Linked DNA regions of Homo sapiens: region 1 is linked to region 2. Evidence: read pairs that join two places in POLR2A ChIA-PET (ENCODE). Cell type or tissue: A673. All regions are shown on one strand. Each heading gives the region's core, and the rest is flanking DNA. Links, peaks and the distances in the headings are about the cores only. Region 1 has its middle 22 kb from the start of ROBO3. Region 2 has its middle 35 kb from the start of OR10G7.

Region 1 (4,385 bases), core at 243-4,242, 770 kb after region 2:
TAGACCCATTATTTCATTAGGGATTGCCAAGTTGTGACATTCTAGTTCTATGATTCACTCTTCATTTATGAGCTTGAATACTTCTCTAAAGAGAATCTGTCATCAATGATTTGTTTATGCAGAGGTACACGTCAAATAGGAAAGGCAGGATAAATGCTTGATTCTTTCCCTTATTATTTATCAAAATAATGAGGTGATTCCTCAGATTCCCCTAATGGTGACCAACGATTTTTTTTAAATCACTTATGAACAAATGGATTTAAATATATCTCATGTGTTTCAAACCAAGTATATTTTGATTGGGCATTTTAAAATTAGAAGATGTCATATTAAAAACATTGACCTCTGGCTTCCGTTGTAGAATATCTGGCAACCTTGAGTCCTTTTCCAGCAAGACTAGAGCAGACTTTGGCTGAGGGGCACTGCCTCCTTCAGTAGGCATTCATTCTTGCCTTGGCATGCTTTGATCTTCTTAGACCCTGGACCCCCTGCCCTGCAGGAGTAAGTCTGTAAAGCAGATCCAATCCAAGTCTCTCACCTTATAGATGAGAGAGCTGATGAAGTAGCTTACCTTCCTGAGACTGGAAGACAAGTCTCCTGGCTGCCTACCAAGACGAGGGTAAAGCAAACAGGGAAGACCAGCTGGTTTCTGCCTTACCTGCAAGTTGAGCTGAGCCAGAGACCTGGGACCACTTCAAGATAACCTTCCTCCCCATTTGCAAACACACCTTGCAGAGGAAACTTGGGAATATTCCAAACTCCACTCCCTCTTTTGCCTCCCACATCCAATCAGCCACCTAGCCTGCTAATTAGCCTCCCTTCCTCCATTCCTGTCCTCCTCCAACTCATCCTCCTCACTCGCAATGAGGTTTTCCAAAACATATGTCTAACCATGTCACTCTCTGGCTTTAAAATCCGTCACTAACTGCTCATTGCCTTTAGGTTACATCGAAGTCAACATTAGCACAGCACACAAGGCTCCTCATGTCCTGGGCTCTGCCATGGCTAGCTCCTTACCTCATGCTGTCTCCTTGTCACAACTCCGTCCTCCAGCTGGACGGAATAGCCACAGGGCTCTGTGCACACAGTTTTGTCTATGTTATGTCCTCTCTGTATTTGCTGTTTACTCCTTTAAACATCCACTGCTTCCCTGGCTGGCTTCCACTTCTAGCTTAAGTCCCACTCCAGGCTTTGATCTTAGGAAAGGCCTTCTTGGCAAGCCTTGACTGCATTCCATGTCCTACTCCGCACTTCCACAGCATTCTGGCTCACTTTAAGATGAGGACCTTGCCACTGATGGGTGGTTTTGCTCTTTGTTTGGTTTGCTTTTTCACTTGTTTCCCTCCTGGCCGGTGTGGAAGCTTCCTGATGCCTGACAGGGGCTATGTCTGTATCTCCATCTCCTAAATCATGTTCCCAACCATGTTCCCAATGCACAAAGTAGGTGCAGGCCAGTAAGGATTTGGTTAGTCAATGAAATTAAACAAAAGAGATGAAGGTTTGTGGACTGTTTTGGAGAGAAAGAGGACCCCCTTCCCTTGCAGGGAAGGGACTTGATGCAAACGACCGCATGGCAGTAGGCTCGCTGGGCAGATGCCCAGGAGATATTAGGGCTGCTGGGGCTGAGGTAATATCCTGCGAGGCCAGCCGGGTCTGCAGCCCTGGCTGGGTCACGACCCAGGCTCTGCCTGGCTCGGACATCCTCGGACCTGTGCATGCATGTGTGCGTTTGTGTGTGCGCGCGCGTGTGTGTATGTGTGTGTGTGTGTGTGCGCGCGCACACACACACACACACACACACACACACACAGCCTCGCCAACCCCGCCTCCTCCCGCTGGGAGGATAATTAAAGCGCCAAACGGCGGAGCGGGCGGGCAGCGTTCCCGGGGGCGCATTTCATCGGGGCTGATTAATGAGGCCGGGGAGTTAATGAGGAGAAAGCTAAACGCAGGGAGCTGAGCCGCGGAAGGCCTCTCCGAGGCCCTGGAGGGGGTCCTCCGAAGGCATCTCCCGCCCTCTCTTTCTAGTAGCGGCTTAGCGCAAGCCACATGGTGCCCCAGGCTCCTCTCGCCGCCTCAAGCCAGGGGCGGGGGGGAGGAGGGGTCGCCCCAAGTCATACCGGCCGCACTGAAGTCGGTCTCCTCCGCTTGTGGCTAACCCGGCTAAACAGCAAAAGAGCCTGCCTTGCCATCTAAAACACAACAAAGGACCTCAGGAGACCGCCACTTTCTTCTTCTCCTCAGGGAACTTTGGGCATGGGTCCCAGACCACCTGCAGATTGCATTCCAGATCCGAATTAAGGATCAGCTCTGCCGTGCCAACCGAGTAACCTTAGACAAGTTACTTAGTCCTTTGAGCCTCAGCTTCTGCGTCTGTAAGATGGGCTCACACTCCTTACCCGCCCTAAAAATGGCTTTTAGTGAGTGCCAGACACTACTCTAAGCACTTGGCGTGTATAATCTTATTGATTCTTCCCAACAGCTCTAGGAAGTAGGCTCTGTTATTATCGTCTTTACTTCAGAGATAAGGACATTGAGGCAGAGAGCAGGGTCTTAACTTGCCTGAGGTCGCACTGCTACTTGCCAGGACTGACCCAGCTAATACGCAGTGGAGCCGGAAGTGAACACACACAGGCTGATCCCAGAACCTGTGCCCTATCCTTAGCATAAGGCTGTGGTGCTAGTTCTCAAGGCGGGTGTGAGCATCAAATCATACCCTCAAATCCAGAGAAGGGCTTTGTTTTTGTTTTTGAGACACAGTCTCACTCTGTCGCCCAGGCTGGAGTGCAGTGGCACAATCTTGGCTCACTGCAATGTCTGTCTCCCGGATTCAAGTGATTCTCTTTCCTCAGCTTCCCAAGTAGCTGGGACTACAGGTGGCCACCACCACGCCCAGCTAATTTTTTGTATTTTTAGTAGAGACTGGGTTTCACCATGTTGGTCAGGGTGGTCTTCAATTCCTGACCTCAAGTGATCTGCCCGCCTTGGCCTCCCAAAGTGCTGAGGTTACAGGCATGAGCCACTGTGCCTGGCCCAGAGAGGGACTTTGTACACTGTAAAATGCTAAGCAAATGTGAGAAGAAGCAATTATTAATACTATTAATATTAACTTACCGGGCTCTGTGGCTTGTGCCTATAATCCCGGCTACTTGGGAGGCTGAGGCAGGATGATCACTTGAGGCCAAGAGCTCAAGACTCTTGTGATTCACATTCATTCCCAGTTTTGAACCCAGAGTAGAGACAAGGCAGTGAGGGATGGAGCCACTGAACAGAGAGAGAGAGCAGGCAGGGTGATGGCTTTTCCAGCAGTCCGCATCCTTGTGTCCTAACTGCGGCAGTAGAGCTGAGAGTGACCTCTGCCTGACCTCAGGCAGTGACCCCCACGCCTTCAACGCACACCCTCAATGCACACTCTTCTGTAGTCAAAAGACGGACACACCAAATGTTCCCCATCTTCCTACAAGTGGCAGAGGAGTAGTAGCCTGAATTTTAAGAGAGCATGGTGCGAAGGGATGAGGGTGAGTTTGGACTCAGATAACCCATGTTACCATATGAATCTGTCATCTACCAGCTGTGTGAGCCTGGGTGAGTTGCTTATCCACTCTGAGCCTCATCCTGCCGGTTGGGAATGGTAGCTGCTCTCCCTGTGTCGCAGGACTGCTGTGAAACGGCAAACAGGAAGTTCTGGATGTGAAAGGACATTGCCACTTTTTGTCCTTGGTTGGAGAGTGCAGGTCACTACCCTGGGACATGCCAGGAGTTTCTAGCAATGGGCAACAGGGCAAAGAGCCTGAGCTCTCCCGTGAATGCCCTTCCCCTCCCCTAGTAATCTGATTTTGGGATCTACAACTCCATATCGCTCTCCAGTCGAGAATGATTTGAGACCGGAAGCCAATCAGCTCCTACCAAGTCTTGATGAGTTTGAAATGAGCCAATTTCCTCTGGATGAGTTTCTTCTGCTGAATCAGGGAAACTGAGGCTGCCCAGGCCAACCTAAAACAAATCAGTCTCCCCCCGCGGAAGTCAGACACTTCCACCTTCCCACCAGTCTGACTCTAAAGCCCCCAGCCCTCAGTAATGCTTTGCACCATCCCCCCCTCCACTGTGGGGGCCACCAGTACTGGCAAAAGGGGGAGCATAAATAATTTTCTCCAAAGGAGCTTGTGTCTAGAGAAACCAATATTTAACATCCCCATTTACATTGAAAGCGTGATTCTGATTATGAGATGGTAATGAGAGGATTAGGCAGAGGAGAGGGCCCCCCTGCCTGCCGCCCCCTCCTGTTCTTCCCTCCATCACCCTGCATCGCACAGGGTCTTATTCCTGGAGGAGGACGTGGGGAAGGGGTTGGGGCACTCCCACTGGGAGAGCATCAGAGATGCCAG
Region 2 (4,385 bases), core at 225-4,224:
TTGTGTAAATTTGTGTGTGTAGCATATGCGTGTGTCTTTGGTGGAAAGATGATCACCAAATTGTTGAGTGGTTATTGCTCGATAGATTTCAGTAGATTAAAAACAATTATTGTTTGTATTTTTCTTTATTGATAGTATCTTTACAAATTCAACATTAGCACATTTCAATATAAAACATTAAATTGTTTTATCAGAAAAGGGTCACAATCCAGACCCCAAGAGAGGGTTCTTGAATCTTGTGCAAAAAACAATTCAGGACAAATACACAGAGTAAAGCAAAAGCAAGTTTATTAGGAAAGTAAAGGAATGAAAGAATGGCCACTCCATAGGCAGAGCAGGACATTCCCAAAAGCAAAAGGAAGAATTACGTCCACCTTAGGTACAATGCTTGTTTATATATAAGAAACAAAGCAAAACAATTGTGGGGAAGGTCTACTGTTAGGGGATCTTTGGGGTGTCACTTTTCTGACCGGAAACATCTGTGACCAGTGGCGCCTTTGCTTGAGATTTGGTGGGGCCCACTGGGCTCATTCTGCCTACTTGGCCTTGCAGGCTGTGCTTGGCTGACGCTACTGGCCTTGATCCCATGTCTCCCAAGGGCGAGTAAGGTGGGAGCGGTGAAGGGTATGTGAGCAAGTGTGAGGTCTGGCCACTGCACACAGTCAGACAGGCTGGTTGCTGCAGTGGGGTGGGCAGCTCCAAGTGCCGGCATGGGTGCTGGTTCTTTGCAAGGCTGTGGCCAGACCAGGTGCACTGCAAGCAGCTTCCACAGCTGGCACTGGGGACCATGGTGGTGCCTGGAAGCTTGGAGATTGCAGGGCCCCAAAGAGGGAGTCACAGCCCTGTGGGGGAGCTCCCAGGTCTGGGATCCCCAAAGGGCCACAGCTCTTCTTTCCTTCTCTTCACCTGCAATGTAGGGAGCAAGCAAGGGGCATGTCTCAGCCCTGTTTGTGTTACAGCTCTTTTAGCTTTGCCATTCGTTGGGTCACGAGTTCTTGTCCTGTGACTAGGAAAAGTGAGTTATGCAGACAAGTGGAGGGTGAGTAAGAGGAAGAAGAGCTTTATTGAGCTATAGAACAGCTCAGAGGGGACCTGCAGTGGGGAGCTTCTTTCTGCAGCCGGAGTGTCCTGACAAGTGTTCAGCTCCTAGGGAGCGGGTAGTTCCTCTCTGCTAGAGGTCATCTCAACAAGTGTTGAGGGTAGCTCCTCTCTGCTGCGGGTCCTCCCATTGTCTGCAGCTCTAAGCAGAGAAGAGGCCCTAGAGTGGTGGCTCCTCTCTGCAGCAGGTCATCCCATTGCCTCTGCAGCTCTCAGCAGAGAGTGTAACTCCTCTCTGCTGCTGATCATCCTGTCACCTCTCCATCCTCTGATCTACCCTGCTGTAGCTGATCCCAGGGCTTTTATGGACCTCAGAGGAGAGGAAGTGTGTGCCAGTTGGTCCATGGGTGGCCATGGGCAGGTCTGGAAAAGGCACCACAAGACCCCACTCCACCAGCAGCCTGGCCCCTAGCCTTCGGACCCTCCCTGGGGGACCTGACCCCTTCCACCCAGGAGTCTGTCTGCCTCCTGACACTGTCCATGCCGCCCAGGCTGCTAGCCCCCAGGGGCACCTGCAGGCCAGCACCTAGCTGCCCTCAGCCCCCCACCACTCAGCTTCCCCCGTACCCAGCCTTTGTGCTCCTGGATGCTCAAAGTCTGGAGGGGGCCGAGGCAGCAGGGGGCTGGTGTATCAGTGCTGCCCACAGCGTGCACACACCCGGCTACACCCAGCCGGCCTGTGACAGCTCCAGGGTTCATTCAGCCCCAACCCTGCTCTGAGATTGGAGTGGGTGCCAGGAGTGGCGAGCGGCTAGGCAGTGGGAGCAGACAACCCTGAGCCTTCGCGGGAGGGCCTTCCGGGTCCTCGAGGGTACAGAGAGCAGAAATGCCAGAGTCCCGTGCCTGGGAGGGTGGGGCTCCCCTGGCCTCCTGGAGCTTGCAGACAGCCCTGGCCACGCCTCCTCACAGCCTGGGGTAGGGGGTCCGGATGCTCTGCCTGCCCCTCAGTGCCGGATTGTGCTGGAGGGTAGCTTGGCCCAGCCCCATTGCGGTGGCCCTCAGGGTGGTGGGCTTTGGGGGCCTGGGGAGAGGGTGCTCCTTCTTGTCCTTGTCCCTGGCTCCCAGCGGCTCCGTGGAGGATGGCACTGCCTCAGGCCCAGCTCCACCTCCTCCCTGCACCCTCCCAGCAGTTGCTGCAGATGAGAGCGGCGATGGGACCAGGGTCCAGAGCAATGGAGGCTCCGTGCCTGGGAGCGGGTTCTGCCGGCTGCGGAAGGATAGGGGTGGCACAGTCAGCCGCCTTGGGGACACAGGACATAGGGGACCCACCACCGCCACTGCCGCTCCCGCAGCAGCTCGTGCCGCCACCACCCACGCCTCCTTGCTGCAGCCAGCGTGACGACAGCGGCTGCTCCGGACCACCCGCAAGCGGCCATCACGGCAAGGGACTAACCGTCGTGTAACTACTGTCTGCCACAAAAATCTCTATTATTATCTTTAAAGGGAAACTTCTTCTTAAACTAAAAATGCTTTTGTTCCTAATATATTGGGACATCGGGACATTTCCTGGGTCTGTTGTTTCCTGGGTCTGTTTGGTAAACCTTGTTAACCTGTTCCCTTCACTATAAACATCCTGTGACTTAGAATGCCTAGCCTCTTGGGAAGGCATCCCAGCAGCTTCCTCATTTTACCCAGCCCCTGTTCAAGAGGGAGTCTCTCTGGTTCCAACACCTCTGACAGTTTTGAAGAGAAAAAAATAATCCTCTTGAATAAATCTTCTGATAATTCTCACCTAATGTGATTGGAATCTACTGGGCCTACTAGATGGAGCTTGTTGAAAGAGAGGGGAGCTCTATGAGCTCCCAAAATACGTCAAAAAATAAAAATTAGAGAACAAAAAGAAAGATTTCCAAGGGGTGATATAAAATAGGAATTGGAGGATGGAGAAACAATAGCACACCTACCTCTAGAATTTCATAAAACCGGGATATGATACCTAGAGAAACTGTTGCAAATTATCAATTTTTAATTTTCTTTATTTAAAAGAAAATCTTTGTATGTTACTTCTGGGTGATTCTCAGAACTAAATCTGGTTTAGTAATTTATTTTCGTTAGTCTGATATTCAGTTATCATGTTAAAATTTTTGCTATAATGTATTAATTTTATAAGATTTCTATGGGCATCTTGTCATAACTTTTGCTTGCCTTGTTTCAGCATTTTCTATTTTTGTTTCAAAATAATATTTTTCCTTTTATGGTCTCCTTAACACTTATATTTTAAATTCTTTGAGATGTGGTAGTCCATCTTCTTTCTTTTTCTCTCTTTCTTTCTCTCCTTCTTTCTTTCCTTCTTTCTTTTTCTCTTTCTCTTTTTCTTTTCTTTCTTTTCCTTTCTCTCTCTCTCTCCTTCTTTCCTTCTTTCCTTCTTTTTTTGAGACAGGATCTCACTCTGTTGCCCAGGCTGCACAGTGGCACAGCTCACTGCAGCTTCAACCTCCCTGGGATCGGGTCATTCTCTCACCTCAGTCTCCCCAGTGGCTGGGACTACAGGCATCTCCACCACACAGCTAATTTTTGTATTTTTTGTAGATGGGGGTTTTGCCATGTTGCACAGTCTGGTCTCAAACTTCTGGCTCAGCCAATCCACCTGCCTTGGCCTCCCAGAGTATTTCTATCTCTTAAGCTGTAAATTGTTCTGATTTTAGAGTTTGTTGTGTGTGTTTTAAGAGTGTTAGTTTCCATACATCTTTTGATCATAACTTCTGCACAGTTCTCATTTGCGAGTCCCTCCTGGATTATTCTCTAGCACAACCCCTGACCCTGGTGAGGTGTGGCACCGGCCTCACAGCCTGCTTGGCTAGTGGATTTCTGGCTCCATCCTTGCTGGAGCAGCTTTGGTCTTCAGTCTCAGATGGGTGGTGTTGGTGCCCTGATTCAGGATCTTCTGGGTTTTTTTCATAGTTTGAGAGTGGCATAAACAACACTCAATGTGCCTATTTCCTACTGTCTCACTCAATAGCAATAATCCACATGGGGGACTTCTGTTGTGGGGAGAGGGTTCCCCACACACCAAGTGACCAATCAATTCTGCTGCAGACACTAGTTGGGTGTCCTCCAGTTCAATTCTGACACTGTCAGCCTAGAGGTAGCATCAGATCCCACAGGTTGAGGGCTCAGTCCCCAAGAAAGACTGCCCTCCCAAACCCCCCCACCCCCCGCCCCAGTTAGGCTCCAGTCACAAGTCAGGGCCTCTGGAAATGCTGGCGTAGGGTTGGGGTTCCTGCAACCCCCCTTTTTGGGCTCGATTATTTTGCTAGTGGCTCATAGAACTCAGGAAAACACTTTTT

Evidence for each region. ChIA-PET counts read pairs that join two places held together with the same protein. Peaks named below come from ENCODE experiments on the same cell type or tissue, not always from the same donor. Only the 100,000 strongest peaks of a DNase experiment are listed, where the experiment ranks them.
Region 1: POLR2A ChIA-PET joins it to region 2 with 8 read pairs; 1 of 35 experiments calls an interaction of 5 or more read pairs at or near these places.

What each region holds. Positions count from the first base shown.
Region 1 is chr11:124,841,338-124,845,722 of GRCh38, forward strand. No RefSeq gene overlaps it. Among named protein-coding and RNA genes, the nearest start is that of ROBO3, 22 kb to the right of the region's middle. RefSeq lists enhancers at 1,256-1,819, 1,820-2,381. In A673, for the core only: no CTCF peak of the experiment used is centred there; a DNase peak (open chromatin) is centred at 1,994; H3K4me3 peaks cover 808 bases; H3K27me3 peaks cover 3,398 bases.
Region 2 is chr11:124,074,071-124,078,455 of GRCh38, forward strand. No RefSeq gene overlaps it. Among named protein-coding and RNA genes, the nearest start is that of OR10G7, 35 kb to the left of the region's middle. In A673, for the core only: no CTCF peak of the experiment used is centred there; a DNase peak (open chromatin) is centred at 2,211; H3K4me3 peaks cover 1,170 bases.